Linked DNA regions of Homo sapiens: region 2 is linked to region 1. Evidence: chromatin loops called from intact Hi-C (ENCODE). Cell type or tissue: PC-3. All regions are shown on one strand. Links, peaks and the distances in the headings refer to the core of each region. The heading gives the core; the rest is flanking DNA.

The links. Hi-C counts contacts between places; a loop is a spot of excess contacts. Peaks named below come from ENCODE experiments on the same cell type or tissue, not always from the same donor. Only the 100,000 strongest peaks of a DNase experiment are listed, where the experiment ranks them.
Region 2: a loop joins it to region 1, with 4 times the contacts of the local background. A loop is called at or near these places in 1 of 110 quality-filtered maps.

The regions. Positions count from the first base shown.
Region 1 is chrX:78,363,401-78,371,464 of GRCh38, forward strand. No RefSeq gene overlaps it. Among named protein-coding and RNA genes, the nearest start is that of CYSLTR1, 40 kb to the left of the region's middle. In PC-3, for the core only: no CTCF peak of the experiment used is centred there; a DNase peak (open chromatin) is centred at 3,391; H3K27ac peaks cover 2,076 bases.
Region 2 is chrX:78,651,510-78,655,509 of GRCh38, forward strand. LOC107985670 (a long non-coding RNA gene) reads left to right here and starts at 1,950. Exons shown (of 3, transcript XR_001755900.2): 1 at 1,950-2,005. In PC-3, for the core only: no CTCF peak of the experiment used is centred there; a DNase peak (open chromatin) is centred at 1,992; H3K4me3 peaks cover 311 bases; H3K27ac peaks cover 1,914 bases.

The DNA.
Region 1 (8,064 bases), core at 1,599-5,598:
AACTTGCATGGAGCTGGAGGTCATTATCCTTAGCAAACTAATGCAGGAAGAGAAAACCAAATATCACATGTTCTCACTTATAAGTGGTACCTAAATGCTGAGAACTCATGAGAACTTACTTTGTGTCACAACAACAGACACTGGGGCTTACTTAAGGGTGGAGAGTGGGAGGAGGAAGAGAGTCAGAAAACATAACTATTGGGTACTATACTTAGTACCTGTGTGACAAAATAATCTGTACAATAAACTCCCATGACACAGGTTTACCTATATAACAAACCTGCACATGTACCCCCGAACATAAAATAAAAGTAAAAAGAAAAAGAATAGGTTTCAGGTGTCTTTGTATTTCTAGTGCAGTCCCTGGCACATAGTAAGTAATCTAATAATTTGAGTTAAGGTAATGAAGCTCAATTTTAAGTATCAGCCAGCAGGTAGAAGAGAATTTGGGAGGGTTTGGGATCCTGTTTAGTAGTCTTACCTATTTTGTTAATAATAATGATTGTAAGCTTAAGATAATAATCTTGGCACAAGTTTTCACACATATTATTTATATAGTGACCTAGCAGTCCCATAAAAGCACTAGAAATAGTCCTCCTGTTTTCCTGGAAAAATGAGGAGCTAGGAAATTTTAGCACACCACTTATAAGTGAGGCTGACTGACAAGGTAAATGGAGAGGAATCTATTTTAGAGAGTCTGAAATCAATTTTATTTCACCAATGTAATCCCATTATGATCATCTGCCTGGACTCTTATCTTCCTCTCCCTCTTTCTCATCCTCTCCTCAGGTACTTCTCTGACAGTCTTATTGTTTAGTTTCTATTCTTTTACTGTTTTTGATGATTCCCTCACTGTTTGCCTGGACAGCAGCTGATTTCAACCCTGGCTCTTAGAATAGTATTTTCTCATTAGGCCAAGGTTTTCTTGACTATGTCAGTCTGTGGACTTGTTCTGGACTCTAATTGGTATGGGAGGTTTTTTCCTTGCCCACATTCAATTATTCACCAGTCTGAGAAAGGCTCCTCTCCCCAATGTTTTCAATTCTTCCTCTCCCATCTTGATTGCTCATTGCTGTGTTCATCTACATTTTATTGCTACACATCTACCCTTCTAAACAAAAGGTATCAAAAGGCAGTGAGGAAAATCTTGACATCATGACATGCGAAGGAAATCTTTACACTATCCATTACAACACTTACCACATTGTGTTTTAATGGCTAGTATTCATGTCTTTCTTCCCCATGGGATTGTGAACTTAAGGGAAGGTGCTGTGGTTTTGTCTTGTATCCTTGCTACCTTACTCAGTGGTTGGTACATAGTAGGCTTTCAGTGTGTAACTTAAGTGAACAAAGCAACCAAAATATTCAATATCAGGGTGGGTATATAAAACTCAAGACAATAGAGTCTCTTATTTTATCAAAGACCAATAGAGTCTCTTATTTTATCAAAGGCCATTTGCCCAACATATGTCTGAACAGACAAAGCCTTTTTTGAAAAAAGCAGGTTATATTTCACAAACTTACTTAGATGCAGAGGAACTTTTTTTATTTTTTAAACTTCAACTTCTATTTTAGATACAGGGGGACATATGCAAATTTTTTACATGGGAATATTGCGTGATGCTGAAGTTTGGGGTATGGATCCCATCACCCAGGTAGTGAGCATAGTACCCAATAGATTTTTTTTTAAACACACGCCTTCTCTCCACCTCCTGATGGTCCACAGTGTCTACCATTAAGAAGGATTTAAAATAAATCATACTTAATGAGTTTGTCCAAAATTTTGATAAGTCACATTAAGATGTTTTCTTGTGAAAGTCACTCACAAGGGTCAAGAGTTATGTAATTATTTATTATTGTAAAACACGTGCTTAAGTTAGTGTGGTAAACTTTAAGCTTCTAAACAATTCTTCAATCTTCAAAAACAAGAAAGTTTATTGGGCACAGTTTAGAGATAAAAGAGTTTAGACTTGAATGAAGTTTGGAGATGCAAAGAGTCTCAAGAAATAAAACAGATGCAGTAAGTTACATAAAGTTGTTATATTCATTTTTACTATTTATGATTTAAAAATATTTTTATAATAAAAATAGCATGTTTATGACTTTTTAAAAATGGCATTGTTTTATTATATAAGACATATGTGTTCATACAGAAAAATCTAAATGTAAAAAGAACAAAAATCACTTGCAGAAATATCACACCAAAATAATTGTGATTAAGAACTTTCTCTAAATAAATCTACACTACTGTTCCGTTATATTCTCAACAAATTCTTAGCCTTTTCTTATGTATCCTTGTGTATCCTGGAGGTGAGTGAATGTTGGCAGAATCAAGTTTTGGCCACTCCTTGTGCAAGCCTTTCTAGAATACCTAGCACTTCATTGCCCATTACATTGTTTTTGGCCTTGGACCTTCTATTAAACTGACACAACAGCGAAAGTCAGATTTAGCATCCTGTTACATTAGCTATTACTTAGTGGGTCTTACTAAATACCAAGAATTAATATCATTTGCTTTACACATATGAACTCATTCAATCCCCAAAGCAATCTAAACAGAGTACAATTTTTACCCTCATTTTACAGTTGAGAAAACTGAAGGAAAGAGGTTAAGTAACTTGCCTAAGTTTGCTCAGTTAGTTAGTGATGTAGCTGGGAATTGAATCCAGGGGGTCTGCTTCCAAAGTTTACAACAAATGTGCTGTGTATGCCTACCATAGAATTATATGTTTTTTCTGTTAGGCCAAGCAAAATGGCTTTATGTTGGTTATAAATTATTGGTATTAAAATGCAACCAGACTCTTGAAGCACTGTGGTCATTTTAAAGGCCTCTTCTCATCTTTGTATTCAAGCTGTCCTTTAGAAGTTTCTTGCAAGGTCAAGAATAATTACTAGTATTTACTGAGTAAATATGGTCACTTGTATTAAAAAATGTATTAACGTATAAAAGTAGTGCATGGACATGTTAAGAAATAATTCAAACTAAATTAAAGATATTAAAAAGCAAAAGTCTCTTCCCTCCCTAGCCCTATTGTAAAGTTTCTTGTCTTTCCAGAAATAGTCTATGCATTCATAAGCATGTGTAAGAATGTGTGCAAGTATGTGCATGTGTGTGTGTTTAGCAAGTGGCACTACACTTCACAGTCTGTACCTTGGCTTTTTTTACATATATTTTGACCATCTTTCCATATTTTATGTAAACAACTAAACTCTTTTTTGCATATCTTTATTTTTATTTTATTTCAATAGGTTTTTGGGAAACAGGTAGTGTTTGTTTACATGAATAAGTTCTTCTGTGGTGATTTCTGAGATTCTGGTGCACCCATGATCCAAGCAGATTTGTAGCCTGGGAGCAATAAACTATACCACAGTAGGCGATTCCATCCAAGTTTGTGTAAATATACTTTATAATGTTTGAACAATGATGAATTACCTAACAATGCATTTTTCAGAATGGCATCCCCATCATTAAGTGATGCATAATTGTATCTTTTAAATGATGAGATAATATGCTTTCTACATTTTTTGTGTTAGGATGTCCTAACTTTTATGAAATAATGGTAAATAGTAGAAGTAGTTCACTTTTTATTGTTCTTACTTGGTGAAATAAAAATCTGGCCATCAGTGGCCAATCCCTATCTCCATCCAACTTTTTTTCTGAAAATTTTATTGGTTCATGAAATTCAAAATTTTGGAACCATTTGCCTTGTACAGACATTTTCAGGCCTTGAACTAGTGAGGGATGGCAGGTAAGAGGGAGAAGGAGCATTTGTATGGGATGTTTCCACTATTACTCAAGTCACATTGCACATAGGCACCTATATATGGTATACGTTGTTGACCTTGTTTGGTGGTGTCACTGAATTTAAATATTAAAAAATGACATTACTGATACCATAGTAATCCCATTTTGGCTAAACCTGCGTTGTGTTATATTCTTGTGGTATAAAAACCAATGGAAGAAAACCAAATGGATTTTAGAGCTGCCAAAAACCAGTTTGCTAGTTTTGTTTTTCTAAATTAGGGACTGCTGTGTTGTACAAATAAAATACATACTTTTCAAGGTTTAGTATTTAATAACTTTTTGCAAGTTAAACTTTTATTCATCTAGATATTGCATAGTTTGTCCCCGTCCTCATGGAAATTATATATTCATGACAGAAAAAATTGTTCTTTGTGAGGGAAAGGCTGTACTTGTTCACTAAGTGTATGGTTTCAGAAGACACACCGTGGGAGAGGGAAAGATACACTCACCAAGCCAGCCAAACTATGGAATTTTAGAGCTGAAAATGACTGTGTATTAAATTCTTTTATTTTTAGATAAAGAGGGAAAAAAGGCTCAGAAAAGAATGTGATTTCCACAAAGTAAGTCAGTTTGTCAAGAGTAGAGACAGGACTAGGACCTTATTTCAGGCCCGCCTTCCTTCTATTTTGTGTCCACTTTTACAGATTGATTCAGATAAGCCATGCAATGATGTATTGAGGCTGAGTCATCATCAGGTCCTTATAAACCCACAAATAAAAGATAGAGTCAAAAGAGGCCCTGTTTCTACTATCACTGAAGACATTTTGGTATTTAATATTTATCTTAATCTACTGGTATGCGACTGCTAGGGTGTCTGGGGTCTGATTCTACTAACCCTGAGGAAAGCATAGAACTTTCATCACCTCAAACCTAGTTGAAAATTGGTCCCAGAGATAAAATATTTCATGTCTCAGCATCACCAGTGTAGAACAGAAATTAATACAGGATCCTGACCAGCAGAGGACAAGAGCCAGTATACTTTTGGTAAAATAAAAGTGGTAACTCCTAACTTTTTGTAGAGCAAATTAAAATGAGGTGAATATAAATTAAGGAAAGAACTATAGATTGCCTAGAAAAAAGGTATCTCTAAAGGGTATTCATTTTCTTTCTTTTTCCATTTACACTCATAATTTCAGAGTTTGGTGATGTGAGAAAATATAAAAATATAAGATAATAACTATTATTCTTTTTTCCTTTTTTTAATACACTTTAAGTTCTGGGATTCATGTGCAGAACGTGCAGGTTTGTTACATAGGTATACATGTGCTATGGTGGTTTGCTGTACCCATCAACCCGTCATCTACATTAGGCATTTCTACTAATGCTATCCCTCCCCTAGCCCCCAACCCCTCGATAGGCCCTCGTATGTGATGTTCCCCTCCCTGTACCCATATGTTCTCATTGTTCAACTCCCACTTATGAGTGAGAACATGCGGTGTTTGGTTTTCTGTTCCTGTGTTAGTTTGCTGAGAATGATGGTTTCCAGCTTCATCCATGTCCCATGAACTCACTCTATTTTATGGCTGCATGGTATTCCATGGTGTATATGTGTCACATTTCTTTTTATCCAGTGTATCATTGATAGGCATTTAGGTTGGTTCCAAGTCTTTGCTATGGTAAATAGTGCTGCAGTAAACATATGTGTGCTTGTCTTTATAGTAGAAAGATTTGTAATCCTTTGGATATATATCTAGTAATGGGATTGCTGGGTCAAATGGTATTTCTGGTTCTAGATCCTTGAGGAATCGCCACACTGTCTTCCACGATGGTTGAATTAATTTACACTCCCACCAACAATGTAAAAGCATTCCTATTTCTCCACATCCTCTCCAGCAATTGTTGTTTCCTGACATTTTAATGATCACCATTCTAACTACCATGAGATGGTATCTCATTGTGGTTTTGATTTGCAGTTCTCCGATGACCAGTGATGATGGGCTTTTTTATACATGTTTGTTGGCCGCATAAATATCTTCTTTTGAGAAGTGTCTGTTCATATCCTTTGCCCACTTTTTGATGGGGTTGCTTGTTTTTTTCTTGTAAATTTGTTTAAGTTCCTTGTAGATTCTGGATATTAGCCCTTTGACAGATGGATAGATTGCAAAAATTTTCTCCCATTCTGTAAGTTGTCTGTTCACTCTGATGATAGCTCCTCTTGCTGTGCAGAAGCTCCTTAGTTCAATTAGATCCCATTTGTCAATTCTGGCTTTTGTTGCAATTGCTTTTGGTGTTTTAGTTATGAAGTCTTTGCCCATGCCCATGTCCTGAATGGTATTGCCTAAGTTTTCTTCCAGGGTTTTTATGATTTTACATCTTACATTTAAATCTATCTTTGATCCATCTTGAGTTAATTTTTGTATAAGGTATAATAAGGAAGGGGTACTGTTTCAGTTTTCTGCATATGGCTAGCCAGTTTTCCCAGCACCATTTATTAAATAGAGAATCCTTTTCCCATTGCTTATTTTTGTCAGGTTTCTCAAAGATCAGATGGTTAAAGATGTGTGGTGTTATTTCTGAGGCCTCTCTTCTGTTCCATTGGTCTATATATCTGTTTTGGTAAAAAGTACCATGCTGTTTTGGTTACTGTAGCCTTGTAGTATAGTTTGAGGTCACATAGCGTGATGCCTCCAGCTTTGTTCTTTTTGCTTAGGATTGTCTTGGCTATATGGGCTTTTTATGGTTTCATATAAAATTTAAAGTAGTTTTTTTCTAATTCTGTGAATAAAGTCAATGGTAGCTTGATGAGAATAGCATTGAATCTATAAATTACTTTGGGCAGTATGTCCATTTGCACGATATTGATTTTTCCTATCCATGAGCATGGAATGTTTTTCCATTTGTTTGTGTCCTCTCTTATTTCCTTGAGCAGTGGTTTATAGTTCTCCTTGAAGAGGTTCTTCACATCCCTTGTAAGTTGTATTCCTAGGTATTTTATTCTCTTTGTAGCAGTTGTGAATGGGAGTTTGCTCATGATTTGGCTCTCTGATGGTCTATTATTGGTGTATAGAAGTGCTTGTGATTTTGCACACAGATTTTGTATCCTGAGACTTTGCTGAAGTTCCTTATCAGCTCAAGGAGTTTTGGGGCTGAGATGATGTGGTTTTCTAAATATACAATCATGTCATCTGCAAACAGATAATTTGACTTCCTCTCTTCCTATTTGAACACATTTTATTTCATTCTTCTGCCTGATTTCCCTGGCCAGAACTTCCAATACTATGTTGAATAGGAGTGGTAAGAGAGGGCATCCTTGCCTTGTGCCAGTTTTCCAATGAAATGCTTCCAGCTTTTGCCCAATCAGTATGATATTGGCTGTGGGTTTGTCATGAATAGCTTTTATTATTTTGAAATGTGTTTCATCAATATCTCATTTATTGAGTGTTTTTAACATGAAGGGGTTTGTCATTGGTTCTGTTTATGTGATGGATTATGTTTATAGATGTGCATATGTTGTACCAGCCTTGCATCCCAGTGATGAGTTGGTCATGGAGGATAAGCTTTTTAATATGCTGCTAGATTCGGTTTGCCAGTATTTTATTGAGGATTTTCACATTGATGTTCATCAGGGATATTGGCCAGAAATTTTCTTTTTTTGTTGTGTCTCTGCCAGATTTTGGTATCAGGATGATGCTGGCCTCATAGAATGAGTTAGGGTGGAGTCCCTCTTTTTCTATTGTTTGGAATAGTTTCAGAAGGAATGGTGCCAGCTCGTCTTTGTACCTCTGTTACAATTTGGCTGTGAATCCATCTGGTCCTGGGCTTTTCTTGGTTCATAGGCTATTAATTACTGCCTCAATTTCAGAATTTGTTTTTGGTCTATTCAGGGATTCGACTTCTTTCTGGTTCAGTCTTGGGAGGGTCTGTGTGTCCAGGAATTTATCCATTTCTTCTAGATTTTTTAGTTTATTTGTGTAGAGGTGTTTATAGTATTCTCTAATCGTAGGTTGTATTTCTGTGGGATCAGTGGTGGTATCCCCTTTATCATTTGTTATTGTGTCTATTTAATTCTTCTCTCTTTTCTTCTTTATTAGTCTGGCTAGTGGTCTATCTATTTTGTTAATCTTTTCAAAAAACCAGCTCCTAGATTCATTGATTTTTTGAAGGGTTTTTCATGTCTCTATCTCCTTCAGTTCGGCTCTGATCTTAGTTATTTCTTGTCTTCTGCTAGCTTTTGAATTTGTTTGCTCTTGCTTCTCTAGTTCTTTTAATTGTGATGTTAGGGTGTCGATTTTAGATCTTTCCCACTTTCTCCTGTGGGC
Region 2 (4,000 bases), core at 1-4,000, 290 kb after region 1:
TGTGAGTTTTAATTTTTAAAGTTATTTTTATTGATGGGAACACACAAATTAGTCTGTGCTGACATGTTTTCTCTATGTTGTGCTAAATAGATTTAAAAAAAAAAACAACAAGTTCAGACCAATTAGAGTAAGTTAACATCTAGTTGTCATGCCCCAATAAGAAATTGGCATTTTAGATCGTAAAGTATTCTGGGAGACTGCTGTTATATGTGCCAGGGCTTTGACTGTAGGAATACTAAAAAACTACTCAATATGATAATTATATAAATCCTAATTGAATCTTGCTTTGATTGACAATAAAGAGTACCTGACATATAGGAGGTATTTACTAGGTATAGATTTCTGTGGAGTTGAAATAAATTTAAACAGGCATTTTGGTATTTTCAAGATGCTTGTGGTCACTTTAACAAAGATCGGTTATTATAATGATATCTCTTATTTATACAGCATTGTCAATTTTCAAAATGCTTTTTATCATGAGTTTTCTCATTTGATGCTTTTGTGAACTTTGCTGGGTAGAGAAAGCAAATATTATTATCCTCATTTATTAAATGAAATAGGTTGTACAGCTAGTAAGTGGCAAACCTAGGAGTTTAATCTTAATATCTTGATCCCTAGTACTTTGATCCCTATATTGTTCTTGTCATTCAATATTTGATATCTTGTAGAATGTTAGATATCAAAATTTACTGCATTAAGAATTTTAAAAATTATCTATTCCTACAAAACCTTTTAAAAACAGACTTATACAGGTACTTTATGAACTGAAATACATGTAAATCCTTCTACAGACTGACCATAAATATTCCAGGCACACTTTAATATCATAAACTACAAAATATTTGTTTAAAAAAGCAAACCAGAAAGGGAGAGTACAAAAATACATAGACATCATTTTCTTCTTAAATTGTCAACTTAGAAAAGTTAGCTAAAGAGGGGACTGTTTTCATCTGTGCCAAATATTACAAAATATTTATTTTTTAAAAACAACTTCATTTAGAGACTCTTTAAAGTGTTTGAAACTGATGAGGCCCAAATGAAATGGTAGTCTCTTATTATTCATGATCCTTTGTCCATTACTAGATTGTGAAATCATTGATGGTAGGAATATTGTCCTGCATATGTTTATGTGTACTTCAGTGCCTTGCTTACAGTAAGCCCTCAAAATAAATACTTGATGAAAGTTGAGCTTAATTTACTTTTAATATTTCGCTTTTGATGGTTTGAACTCAACTTCATCAAATCTAAGAAGATAAAAAGAATAGGCACACTTTATCGCTTACTTTTTTATCATTTTCGATATTCTCATAAAATTATTAAAATACAAAGTAATCATGTTTCTTTCCTACTCTGAGTTTGTGAGATGGGGAAAGAGAAAGGGGCCAACCTTCAATTTTTATGTTATAAAGTCCTGATACATATGAATTTGTTGGAATAAGTATGCAGTATTTCATAGCAGAAGAGAAAAATACAATCATATCTACAACAGAAAAAAAGAAAGAAAAACAAATATCTTAGTCTAAATCACTCACAGGATAAAGTTTAAACTCCTTAGCTATTAATAGATAATGTCTTTAACCTAAAGCTTCATCTCCCCACCTCCACCCTACACACACACACACACACACACACACACACACACATCTTTACTCTCCAGTGACATAGAACTATCATTTCTGAAGACACCTTGCTTTTTCCCTCCAGCTTGATTTTTTGTTTGCACCATACTAAACCTAGGAAGCCCTGCCTTTCCTCTTGCTTCCAATGAGGTTTCTCCAGGAACCAGCTCAAAATGCACCACTTCAGTTCAAGCAGAATTAGTGTTCTCTCCTTTGTATGTCACAGTGCTGCACTACCCAACGGCTTCCCCTTTTAAATTGTGGTCAGAGCAAAAACAATGAGTCATGCTTTAGTTATATTTTTCCTTTTCTGTCTCTCTCTTTTCCCTCCTCTTCTCTCCTGCCTGTCTCTGATGCATAGAAGGCATTCCATAAATGCTTGTTGAGTGAGTAAAGTAATGATTAATTTAATAAATTAAAATCTTTTCTAGGGTACTAGCACTCATGTTTAGTGAATCAATATTATTAAGGTGGTTAATAGAGTAAAGGTCGTTCATACTGAGGAGCAGTGTGGTACGTTGGATGACACTCCAGCTTTGGAATGAGACAGATCAGAGTTTGTTTTTAGAATCCATCAATTCCTAGCAGTGTGACCTCTGGCAAGTAACCTCACTTCAGTGGACTTCAATCATTTGATTTGTGTAATGGGGCTAACAATATTTACTTTGCAGACAGTTGAAAAGACCTAAATGGCCCAACACAATATCTGGCAAAGAGCAAGTGCTCACTAAATGGAAATTTTTATTAGTCTCATTAGCTGGTATGTTTCAGTTTAGTATATTTGTTGCCATCACATAACTTAGCATTTGGCTATCTATGCTAGCTGTGTAACGCCTGCTAATTTTTTTGTTCTTGACCACATTTAAACCTCTCATGTTATACTTTAAATACTGTCCACAGTACCTGACTGAATGGTAGCCACAGACTTGATTTTTAACTCTTGGGTTAGAATTGTGGATCACGGTGAAAAGAGAGCAAAGGATTTAAAAACAATAGGTAGAGGTACACTGAGCTTTGTTAAGTGACTTTCCTTTCTCTGGTCCTCAGCTCATTAATCTGTAAAATTAAGACGAGAGCTTATTGAGTCTTTTTCAACATACAGCATCTGTGATTCTGTGATTAGATAATTATTCCCGTTTGTAAAATAAAGAATTGTACTCTAATTAAATAAGCCTCTGTAGCCAGATAGAAAAATATAGAGTCCAGGTAGGTTGACCAACCGTCTCAGTTTGTCTAGCACTGTCCCAGTTTTGGTGCAGAAAGCCCTATGTCCCATGACTCCTCTCAGTCCCAGGGAAACCAAGCACAGTTGATCTTCCTAGGTCCAGGGTAATTTGGCCAATAAGAGGCATTTTTTCTTTATGGTTGCTTAAAGTTTTTTTTTTCTCTCTTTAATTCCACATTGACAAATAGTGTTTGGTTTTAGGAATAAAGATGAGCAACTGAGTAGGAGAAAATGCAAGAAGGGCCTGTATATAGTATACAAATAAGCCCCTTTCTCTGATAATAAAATGTCATCGAATCAGTCACTATGTCAAACTTTTTATGTATAAGACACTGTGTTACACTTAACTGTCCAGGGTAGGGATGTAGATCATTCTGTTCCTTCACCCAAGCTAAGTATGTATGTGTGTGGGTGGAAGTGGGGGAATACAGGACATGTACCTAGGGAAAGAACCCCCACGTATCACAAAGCAATTGTAGTGCCGAAGTACATTTGACTGTTCAGGAAAGGAAGGGAAGGCCAGTGAGGACTAGGAGAGGTGGAATTTAAGGCTGCAGAGGATTTGGATGGGTTATGGAAGTGGCTAGGTAGACAGTCCAAGGGGTGGTGCTGCTATGTAATGTACAGGTCCTGTAGATAACTGTTCTGGACTCCCAACTCTCATTAAAAACACCTTGGAATCTGAAAGAGGTCTGAGACATTAGGTATACAAAAGAAAAATTTCCAAGAAATGAAAAAGGGAGTTTGGTGGGTGATGACAGGGTTAGCAGTAGAATAAGAGAACCAGGGAAGTGGAAGTAGTACCAAAGCATAGGACATGGAACTATTAGCCAAACTCTTTAGAAGTTTTTGTTTTGAGTTTTCCCCTCAGTTTTAGGGGAAAACTTAAGGGACCCACTTAGGTCTCTGCTGCCATAATTTTGTTTGGCTCTTACCACTGCATTAGGGAGGTTGGCATGCTGTAGGGGAAAGGGCAAAGGCTTTGTAGGCCAAACAGGTCTTCATCACTTACTAGCTGTGTGGCTTTGGGCAAGTGAATTAGCCTTGCTTGGATTCTGTTTGCTCATTGCTAAAACAGGAGCAAACTACTTCACTGGATTGTTCTGAGGAGTAATGAGATGATTAATGTGTGTTAAATGTCTGACATTGTAGCTGA